2 separate regions of the Homo sapiens genome follow, and region 2 is linked to region 1. A link is a contact called in ENCODE Hi-C or POLR2A ChIA-PET data. All regions are on one chromosome and are shown on one strand. The core of a region is the stretch at or near the end of the contact, and the rest is flanking DNA. Distances in the headings are between cores, read along the strand shown.

What was found. Hi-C counts contacts between places; a loop is a spot of excess contacts on that map. ChIA-PET counts read pairs that join two places held with the same protein, here RNA polymerase II (POLR2A). Pooled maps may share reads with other maps.
Region 2: a loop to region 1 is called in a pooled map, with 10 times the contacts of the local background. The contact joins the enhancer-like site here to the promoter of NEU1 in region 1. A Hi-C loop is called at or near these places in 5 of 168 maps with a recorded cell type or tissue (GM12878, endothelial cell of umbilical vein, heart right ventricle and 2 more), 2 of 37 single-sample maps with no recorded cell type and 19 of 50 pooled maps. POLR2A ChIA-PET finds 5 or more read pairs at or near these places in 24 of 52 experiments (AG04449, CD4-positive, alpha-beta T cell, CD4-positive, alpha-beta memory T cell and 18 more).

The regions. Positions count from the first base shown.
Region 1 is chr6:31,860,748-31,864,608 of GRCh38, forward strand. NEU1 (neuraminidase 1) reads right to left here and starts at 2,074. Exons shown (of 6, transcript NM_000434.4): 1 at 1,871-2,074; 2 at 1,252-1,444; 3 at 441-703. The coding sequence starts at 2,029. SLC44A4 (solute carrier family 44 member 4) reads right to left here. Exons shown (of 21, transcript NM_025257.3): 21 at 2,445-3,001. The coding sequence ends at 2,880. RefSeq lists enhancers at 2,255-2,880, 2,881-3,504, 3,505-3,861.
Region 2 is chr6:31,907,358-31,914,442 of GRCh38, forward strand. It overlaps a transcript of C2 not described here. Among named protein-coding and RNA genes, the nearest start is that of ZBTB12, 8.8 kb to the left of the region's middle. Within about 2 kb of position 4,179, at least 4 of the 41 ENCODE cell types and tissues checked have a DNase peak (open chromatin) inside an H3K27ac peak, as active enhancers do.

The DNA of each region.
Region 1 (3,861 bases), core at 824-3,323:
AGGGTTCCAGTCAGATCCCATAAATACACACCCTGTTTGAATTAAGAAGCTCTCCCAGGGTGTACAGCTGGACATGTGCACCAGGGGCCCAGCCACAGGGTGCATGAGAGCTTAAACCCAACCTGTGCTCACTCGCCAAGCTGTGCACCCTGGCACAGGCTTGTGTCTGTCCAAAGAGGCAGTGCCTTTTTCTACTTTGCATGAGGGTATTGCATGGACTAACGCAGTCCTGTTGACAATGCCAAATGGGAAGCCAATGGCAGAGTTCCCTCTTCTCCTGATAATGTGTTCCTACCAGGATGCCCTGTCTTTCAAGGAATCCCACCCAAGCCAGAAAATCTGACTTCAGAGAATCTTCCCCTTGGAAAGGAGTCCATTTGGGGGTATCCCTCAGACTCTCCACAAGGCAGCCCCCTCCACCTATCTCCTAGGACAGAGACCTGAATACCAGAGCCCGGTCCAGGGGCAAACACTTCAGTGCCAATATCCAGGGAGAGATTCCGGGGTGTGCTCCAGGAAACACCATCATCCTTGCTCCATACCAACATGGTAGAGGCCACCTGGCAGCCGGCCTTGTGAGCACAAAGGGAGTAGAAAAGAAATACTACTCCTGTCTCAACATCGCTCACTACTGCCCCAAGGTTCAGCCCATCGGGGACATCCCCATCATTGACAATGAACGCTGTAGGAGACCATGTGCTGCCTGAAAAAAATTGGAGGAAGAAACCCAGAGTGAGCACTCTGCAGGTACCCTTTCTACCACTTCCCGTTAATTTCCCACCTTCTGCTAGGGACCTCAGGCCTTCCGATGGTCCCAGGGTGCAATCCAACACTTGCACTATCTATACCTCTTGTCCTGTTTTATTTTTCTCCATTGCATTTATCACCTTGCAACAGACAAAAAAGTTTACTTGTTTATTATGCTTGTCTGTCTCCTTCCAGTACAATTTAAATCCTGAGGGCAGAGATTTTTGATCTGTTTTGTTCGTGGCTATATTCATGAAACCTAAAATAGTGCCTGGTATAGGTATATAGTACCCAATAAATGTTTGCTAAGTGAATGTCCAACTCCTTGGTGATCCCAATTTCCAGATCACTGTCCTAGACACTTGCCCTTCTCGGGTTCCCTCTACCCCTCAGGGACTCAGGCAACCAACCCTCTAAGTTCCCCTATCCTCAGGGCCCTTGGGCTCATTGGGCTGCCCACCCATCCAACCTAGCACCGGCTCTTTCACCCAGACATCTTTATACCCTGGTCCATGGACCTCCGCAGGGCGATGAACTTGGCCCCCTCATCGGATGAGGACATTTTCCTCGCCTCAGCAAAGGCGAGAAGAGTGCCCCGCGGAGTGGCTGTGATGAGCGGGATGCGGAAGGTGTCCACTGAGCCGATCTGTCTCCCGCTCACCCACAGCAGTTGCTCCATGGTCACCAGCGGCTGCACCTGTCATGGGAGGAGGAAGGGTCAACAAAGACAAACTTGTCTTGGGGGTTTTAGGAACCCACGTTCCGATGGGAGAGGGAGGATCTAATGGGGATCCCGAGTAGGGGATGGGGTCCCAGAACAAGAAAGAGGAACACGAAGGGGAGTTTGGAGCGAAGCTGGAGGCTCGGAGCAGGGGAGGGTCTACGAAAGGAGAAGGCGCCTTCAGGGAGGGAAGGGGACCCCAAAAGAGGAAGGGGCTCGAATGAGGAGAAGGACGGGGACCCGGAGAGGGAGAGGGGCTGGGAGCGGTAGGAGGAAACGGGGTCTGGGAGAAAGAAAAGGGTCCTGTCGCGGAAAGTCGGCTCAGCCGCCCGCGTTCCGGGGGACACTAGGTGTCGATCACCTGCGCGGGTCGGGGATGGGGCTATGCAAAGGGTGACTCACCAGACCGAAGTCGTTCTCAGCCTTGGACCAGGAGGCTGCCAGAGACAGCAGCAGGAAGATCGCGGCAAACACCCAAACCCTACAGCCTCCCCAGAAGCCCAGAATCCGCGGCCCCCAGCGTCTGTCCGGGAGCGCCGTGCTGGGTCGCTCCCCAGTCATCTCTCCCCGCAGCTGCCGCGACCCTGGCAGCTAGACTCCACAGAGTCGGGAGTCAGCTGACCCGGACCCTTTAAAGCGCAGATGTCACCCTTAAGCCCGCCCCGGTCTGGAGGCCCCGCCGCGCTTCCCGGACTCTAATTGGTCTTCAAGTAGCTCATCTCCTCCCACGTGATCACGCAGCATCTCGAAGCTTGCCCTTCCGATTGGCCCTCTTGGAGGCCCTCTTGGAGGCCCGGAGCGCGTGACCCGAACGGGAAGCGGACTGGCTGGGGTGAAGAAGGGACTGGCACCATCCTTATTGGGCTTTTTGATTGGCCGCGGCACCAGGACACGTCACAGGGGCGGGGCCGATTTTAAAGAGCCGGGCGCGGAAAAAAAAAGGCCGCCTGTCGTCGTGGAGAGAATGAGTCACAGATTTACTGAGTTAACAAAATATCTTTAATAAAATCTTTTTGTTTGTTTGTTTTGTTTTGGAGACAGAGTCTGTCACCCAGGTTGGAGTGCAGTGGCGCGATCTCGGCTCACTGCAACCTCTGCCTCCCGGGTTCAAGCGATTCTCCTGCCTCAGCCTCCCGAGTAGCTGGGATGACAGGTGCATGCCACCACTCTCGGCTAATTTTTGTATTTTTAATAGAGACGGAGGTTTCACCATGTTGGCCAGGCTGGTCTCGAACTCCTGACTCAGGTGATCCGCCCGCCTCAGCCTCTCAAAGTGTTGGATTACAGGCGTGAGCCACGGCGCCTGGCCTAAAACCTTTTTTTACCACAAAATGGAGACCTGTAAGGCGAAGTGAGGTTGGATGGCTGGACGGTGGGGGTGGGGTGCAGTCCTGGATCAGGGCCGGAGCTGTCACTTCTTCCTCTTCTTGTTGTCCGGGGGCGCCTCGTTCTTCTTGCCCAGAATCTTTAGAAGGCTCTTGGACATGTAGTAGGGCCGGTCCAGGGAGCCGTTGTTCCGCTCCAGGTCTTCCACTGAGCCGCAACAGAGACCGGTTAGAGCGGACCCTGGGGCCAGGAAATCGGGGACTGGGAGGCAAGCTGCCTGCGGGATTTGGAATCCAAGCTGCACCACCACCCTTACCCCCGGGCAGGTTATGTAATCTCAGTTTCCTCCTGTGAAGTGGGGTCGGGAATATTATGTTGCATAGAGCGATGATAAGAATTAGCGGAAAAAATGCATGTCAGTCGCTTAGGAGGAGACTGGCAAACCCTGAATGGATGCATGCTGTAGAGTAAGAAAATCCCCTGCCGCTACAGCCACCTGCTGGGAAGTCTCTCTAATGGCTCTTTTTTTTTTTTAATCTTTTTTCTTTGTTTTGAGACGGAGTCTTGCTGTCGCCCAAGCTGAAGTGCAGTAGCGCAATCTCGGCTCGCTGCAACCTCCGCCTCCTGAGTTCAAGCGATTCTCCTGCTTCAGCCTCCCAAGTGGCTGGGATTACAGGCGCCCGCCACCGCGCCCAGCTAATTTTTTGTATTTTTAGTAGAGAGGGGTTTCACCATGTGGGCCAGGCTGGTCTCGAACTCCTGACCTCAGGGTGATCTGCCCACCTCGGTCCCCCAAAGTGCTGGCATGACAGGCGTGAGCCACCATGCCTGGCCTCTAATGGCTAACTTCTACCCGAGATTTCTTAGGGAAGATAGCAGAGACCTCTCCATCAGAATGCTCCTTCTTTGGAGAGCCTACCGGCCTGGGGGCTCACTCTCTTCCTTCTTCCCTAAACGCCTGGCCTCAGGATGTCACAAGAAGCTCCCTCTGGTTCGTTTAGCTCACAAAGGCATTGTTTCTAGAAGCACCAAATCTCCAAAAAAAAAAAAAAATGCTTGAACGGCTC
Region 2 (7,085 bases), core at 2,929-5,428, 49 kb after region 1:
TGGGAAGCCAAGGGAAGAGGATCACTTGAAACCAGCCTGGGCAACAAGGCAAAACCCAGTCTCAGAAAAAAAAAAAATAGCTGTGGGAGGTGGTGTTGCCTGTGGTCGCAGCTATTCAACAGGCTGAAGTGGGAGGATTGATTCAGCCCAGGGAGGAGAAGGCTGCAGTGAGCCTTGTTCGCACTGCTGCACTCCAGCTTGGGTGATGGCGCAAGACCCTGTCAAAAAAAAAAAAAAAAAAAAAAAAAGTGGTTTCTTTTGCTCAGGCTGGAGTACAGTGGTGCAAAGAAGGCTCACTGCAGCCTCGACCTTCCTGGACTAATTTATTTATTTATTTTTTAGACAGAGTCTTGCTCTGTCGCCAGGCTGGGGTGCAGTGGCACAATCTCGGCTTACTGCAACCTCCACCTACCAGGTTCAAGTGATTCTCCTGCCTCAGCCTCTGGAGTAGCTGGGACTACAGGCGTGCGCTACCACTTCTGGCTTTTTTTTTTTTTTTTTTTTTTGAGATGGAGTTTCGCCCTTGTTGCCCAGGCTGGAGTGCAATGGTACAATCTCAGCTCACTGCAACCTCTGCTTCCCAGGTTCAAGCAATTCTCCTGCCTCAGCCTCCTGAGTAGCTAGGATTACGGACGTCTGCCACCACGCCCAGCTAATGTTTTGTATTTTTAGTAGAGATGGGGTTTCACCATGTTGGCCAGGCTGGTCTTGAACTCCTGACCTCATGATCCGCCCACCTCAGCCTCCCAAAGTGCTGGGATTACAGGCATGAGCCGCAGCACCCGGCCATTTTTTTTTTTTTTTTAATTAAAAGTGGCAAGACTGGGTCTTCCCGTGTTGCCCAGTCATTGATCTTGAATTCTTGGGTTCAAGTGATACTCCTGCCTTGGCCTCCCAAAGTGTTGAGTCTACAGGCATGAGCCACCGTGCTCGGCCCAGATAAATCTTTTTATAAAAGTTAGAGTCAGTAGATACAGCAAATTTCATTGTTGTCTTATTTTAAGAAATTGTTGGCTGGGTGGGGTGACTCACTCCTGTAATCCCAGCACTTTGGGAGGCTGAGGTGGGCGGATCACCTGAGGTCAGGAGTTCGAGGCCAGCCTGGGCCAACATGGTGAAACCCAATCTCTACTAAAAACACAAAAATTAGCTGGGTGTGGTGGGGGTGCCTGTAGTCCCAGCCACTTGGGAGGCTGAGGCAGGAGAATTGCTTGAACCCAGGAGATGGAGGTTGTAATGAGCCGAGATTGCACCACTCCACTCCAGCCTGGGTGACAGCATGAGACTTCATCTCAAAAAAAAAAAAAAGAAAAAAAGAAATTGTCAAAGCCATCCCAACCTTCAGCAACCACCACCCTAATCAGTCAGCAGCTATCGATATCAAGATAAAATCCTCCACCAGCAAAAATGTTACAACTCACTAAAGACTCAGATGACTGTTAGCATTTTTTAGCAATACAGTATTTTAAAATTAAGGTTACATACATTGTTTTTAGACGTATGCTATTGCACACTGAATAGACTACAGTACAGTGTAAACATAACTTGTGTGCACTGGGAAACCAAAAAGTTGTTGATATGACTGGCTTTATTGAGGGGATCTGGAACGAAGCCCAAAATATCTCTGAGGTATGACCGTGTATACTTCATTTGCTTATTGTAATAGTTTCAGTATCTATGCAGTTGTAGGTTTTCCCGGACAGTTTAGTTTTGTCTGTTTGACCATCACACAGATGAATCATACTGTACATGTTCTGGGGCTGGCCTTTTCACTCAACATTATGGTTTTGTTGACTTGTGTAGCTGTAATTCATTCATTGTCTTTTAATTGGATGCTTATACTAGAATTTGTTTGTATACCTATTTACAGTTCTTTTGGATATATACCTAGGAGTGGAACTGTTGGATTATATGGCAATTATATGTTAAATTTTTAACGTATTATTATTATTATTTTTTTTTAGACAGGATCTCTGTTGACCAGACTGGAATGCAGTGGTGTGATCTTGGCTCACTGCAACCTCCACCTCCCAGGCTTAGCCTCCCGCCTTAGCCTCCCGAGTAGCTAGGACTACAGGTATGCACCACCATGCCTGGCTAATTTTTGCATTTTTGTAGAAACAGGGTTTCACCATGTTGCTCAGGCTGGTCTGGAACTCCTGAGCTCAAGGGATCCGCCTGCCTTGGCCTCCCAAATTGTTGAGATTATAGGCGTGAGCCATGGCATTTGCTCCCCCGCCCACCTCTTTTTTTTTTTTTGTAGAGATGAAGTCTTGCTGTGTTTCCCAGGCTGGTCTCGAACTGCTAGGCTCAAGCGATCCTCCAGCCTTAGCTTCCCAAATTCCTCTCAGCCTGGGATCACAGGCGTGAGCCACTGTGCCCACCCTATATGTTAAACCTTTTGAGGAACTGCCAAACTGTTTTCCACAGCAGCTGCACCATTTTATGTTCCCACCAGGAGATTGTACACAAGCTTCAATTTCTCCATATCCTTGCCAACAGTTGTTATTTTCTGTTTTTTTTTGTTTTTTGTTTTTTTTTGAGACAGCGTCTCACTCTGTTGCCCCGGCTAGAGTACAGTGGTGCGATCTTGGCTCACTGCAACCTCTGCCTCCCGGGTTCAAGGGATTCTCCTGCCTCAGCCTCCTGAGTAGCTGGGACTACAGTCACGCGCCACCACGCCTGGCTAATTTTTGTATTTATAGTAGAGATGGGGTTTCACCATATTGGCCAGGCTGGTCTCGAACTCCTGACCTTGTGATCCGCCCACCTCAGCCTCCCAAAGTGCTGGGATTACAGACGTGAGCCACCGCGCCTGGCTTGTTTTTTTTTTTAAATAGACATTCTAGTTGATATGAAGTTGTACTCATTATAGTTTTATTTTCATTTACTTAATGACTAATGATGTTGAGCATCTTTTCATGTCCTTGTTGGCCATTTGTGTGTCTTCTCTGGAGAAATATCTATTCAAGTCCTTTGCTCATTTTTTTTTTTTTGACAAGGTCTCACTCTGTTGCCCAGGCTGGAATGCACAATCATGACTCACTGCAGGCTTGACCTCCCCAGGAACAGGTGATCCTCCCACCTCAGCCTCCAGAGTAGCTAGGACTACAGGCACACGCCACCACACCCAGCTAATTTTTGTTATTTGTTGTAGAGACAGGGTTTTGCCATGTTGCTCAGGCTTAGAAGGCTTTCAAGCACAAAATGTATTACATTAGGATAATGTCTTGGGGGTAGAAATAGAACTATGAAAATAAGAATTCAGAAGAAATAGAACAATGTGAAATTTCTGACTGTTAAAGAAGATTATAATCATGTACTTTAAAAATGAATCATGAGCCCAGCACGGTGGCCCACACCTGTAATCCCAGCACTTTGGGAGGCTGAGGCAGATGAATCACTTGAGGTCAGGAGTTCAAGACCAGCCTGGCCAACATGATGAAACCCCATCTCTACTAAAAATACAAAAATTAGCCAGGCGTGGTGGCGCATGCCTGTAATCCCAGCTACTCGGGAGGCTGAGGCAGGATAATCTCTTGAACCCGGGAGGCAGAGGTTGCAGTGAGCCGAGATCGTGCCACTGCACTCCAGCCTGGGTGACAGAGCAAGCTTCCATCTTAAAAATAAAATAAAAAATAAATAAATAAAATGAATTGGGCTGGGTGTGGTGGCTCATGCCTGTAATCCCAGCACTTTGGGAGACCAAAGCGGGTGGATCACCTGAAGTCAGGAGTTCGAGACCAGCCTGAGCAACAAGGTGAAACCCCGTCTCTACTAAAAATACGAAAATTAGCCAGACGTGGTGGCAGGCACCTGTAGTCCCAGCTACTCGAGAGGTGGAGGCAGGAGAATTGCTGGAACCTGGGAGGCGGAGGTTGCAGTGAGCCGAGATGGCGCCACTGCACTCCAGCCTAGGAGACAGAGGGAGACTCTTGTCTCAAAAAATAAACAAATAAATACATAAAAAAAAAAATAAAATGAATCATGAAGGGAATGGTTAAAAAGTGAAATAAGACTTTTAAAAAAAGATCCATGTTTACAACACACTGGAATGGCATTCTTTTGCAACTAAACATTTGGGGAAAGTTTTAGATAGCAGCATAAAAACATGCAAGGGGTACATAATTTGCAAAATTCTTTTAATGTGAGCAAAAGGGTTTGAAGATTACATGCTTCTTGAAATCAGCATGCACATGAGTCATCTGGAGTTTTAATTCGGAGTCTGAGTCAGTAGGTCTGGGTGGGGCCTGAGATTCTGTGTTTCTTTCTTTTTTTTTTTTTCTCTCTCTTTTTTTTTTGAGACAGAGTCTCGCTCTGTTGCCCAGGCTGGAGTGCAGTGGCACACTGCAGCCTCCGCCTCCCGGGTTCAAGCAATTCTCCTGCCTCAGCCTCCCAAGTAGCTGGGACTACAGGCACATGCCACCACGCCTGGCTAATTTTTGTATTTTTAGTAGAAATGGGGTTTCACCATGTTGGCCAAGCTGGTCTCGCACTCCTGACCTCAGGTGATTTGCCCGCCTCAGCCTCCCAAAGTGCTGAGATTACAGGCATGAGCCACCATGTCTGGCCCTTTTTTTTTTTTTTTTTTTCCAATTTGAGACCGGGTCACTACGTTGCCAAGGCTGGTCTCTAACTCCTGGGCTCAAGCGATCCGCCCACTGCAGTCTCCCAAAGTGCTGGGATTACAGGCGTTGAGCCACCGTGCCTGGCCAGATTCTGCATTTCTACAAGTTCCTGCTGATGCTGATGCTGTCTGTCTGTGGACCACAGTCTGAGTAGCAAGCATCCACATATTCGTAAGAGTGGAGTTGCTGGATGTTGAGGTCTGCACCTGTTCAGCTTCCCTGCTAATGCTAAACTATTTTCTGAAGCAGTTGTACACCAGCCATGAGACTGTTGCTTCTTGGGAAAAAAGATATAAAGGCTTCAAATTTAATGGATATTATTCAGTGCTCCTCTTACTTGAGCTTTCTGCAGTCTGTGACATACTTGACCACACTGTTTGATCCACTGCTTTTCCCTGGTTTCCATGACACCCCTGTATCCAGGCTCCCTTCCTTCTATAATTTCAGTCTGTTCTATAAACCCTCACTCCTTTCCTGTCTTGACCTTTTCCTCTGTTGATGCCTTTGGCCTTCTAGGCCTTTATCTCATTCTCTCTGGGTGGTACCATGTGCTCTTTAGAGATTGGTTACCAGGCCGGGCACGGTGGCTCACACCTGTAATCCGAGCACTTTGGGAGGCTGAGGCAGGTGGATCACCTGAGGTCAGGAGTTCGAGACCAGTCTGGCCAACATGGTGAAACCCTGTCTCTACTGAAAATACAAAAAATTAACCAGGGTGATGGTGTGTGCCTGTAATCCCAGCTACTCAGGAGGCTGAGGCAGGAGAATCGCTTGAACCTGGGAGGCAGAGGCTGCAGTGAGCTGAGATCATATCACTACACTCCAGCCTGAGTGACAGAGCGGGACTCTATCTCAAAAAAGAAAAAAAAAAAAAAAGAGATTGGTTACCACATTGATGACTCTGTGATGGTTAATTTTATGTGTCAGGCCAAGCGCAGTGGCTCACGCCTGTAATCCCAGCACTTTAGGAGGGCAAGGTGGGAGGATTACTTGAGCCCAGGATTTCAAGACCACTCTGGGTAAGATGGTGAAACCCTGTTTCCACAAAAAAAAAAAAAAAAAAAAAAAGATGTGTCAATTTGGCAAGGCTATGGTGCCCTTGGGCACTGTATATATACACATTTGCATTATTATTTATCTTAATGAGATAGACTCTCACTATGTTCTCCAGGCTGAACTTGAACTCCCAGTCTCAAGTGATTCTCCTGCCTCAGCCTCCTGGGTATCTGGGACTACAAGCATGCCACCATGCCTGACTGTAGTCTGGATACTTCAGTGAGGGCATTTTGTAGATAACACTGACATCTTGGCTGGGCACAGTGGCTCACGCCAGTAATTGGAGCACTTTGGGAGGCCAAGGTGGGCAGATCACCTGAGGTGAGGAGTTCGCGACCAGCCTGGCCAACATGGTGAACCGCTATCTCTACTAAAAATACAAAAATTAGCTGGGTGTGGTGGCAGGCACCTGTAATCCCAGCTAGTTGGGAGGCTGAGGCACAAGAATCATTTGAACCTGGAAGGCAGAGGTTACAGTGAGCTGAGACCGTGCCATTGCACTCCAGTCTGGGCAAGTCTGGGCAACAAAAGCGAAACTCCATCTCAAAAAAATAAAACGAAGCAAAGACATTGCCATCTATACTCAGCTGACGTTAAGTAAAGGAGTTTACTCTTTTTTTTTTGAGATGGAGTCTCATTCTGTCACCCTGGCTGGAGTGTAGTGGCGTGATCTCGGCTCACTGCAACCTCCGCCTCCTGGGTGTAAGCAATTCTCCCGCCTCAGGCTCCCGTGTAGCTGGGACTACAGGCACCACACCCGGCTAATTTTTGTATTTTTAGTAGAGACAGGATTTCACTATGTTGGCCAGGCTGGTCTTGAACTCATGACCTCGTGATCTGCCCGCCTTGGCCTCCAGAAGTGCTGGGATTACAGGCATGAGCCACCGTGCCTGGCCCTTTTTTTTTTAAGACGGAATCTCGCTCTGTCACCCAGGCGCGATCTTGGCTCACTGCAACCTGCGATCCGACTCCCTGGTTCAAGTGATTGTCCTGCCTCAGCCTCCCAAGTAGCTGAGATTACAGGCACATGCCAACACGCCCAGTTAAGTTTTGTATTCACCGTGTTTCACTATGTTGGCCAGGATGGTCTCAATCTCATGACCTTGTGATCCGCCTGCCTCGGCCTCTCAAAGTGCTGGGATTTCAGGTGTGAGCCACCACGCCCAGCCAGGAGATTACTCTTGATATTGTGGCCTAAAGAGCAAAGACTTAGGTTTCCCAGAGAAGGAATTCTGCCTCAAGACTGTCACATAGAAATCCTGCCTGAGTGGCCGGGCGCGGTGGCTCACTCCTGTAATCCCAGCACTTTGGGAGGCCGAGGTGGGCGGATCATGAGGTCAGGAGTTCGAGACCAGCCTGGCCAATATGGTGAAACCCCATCTCTACTAAAAATACAAAAAT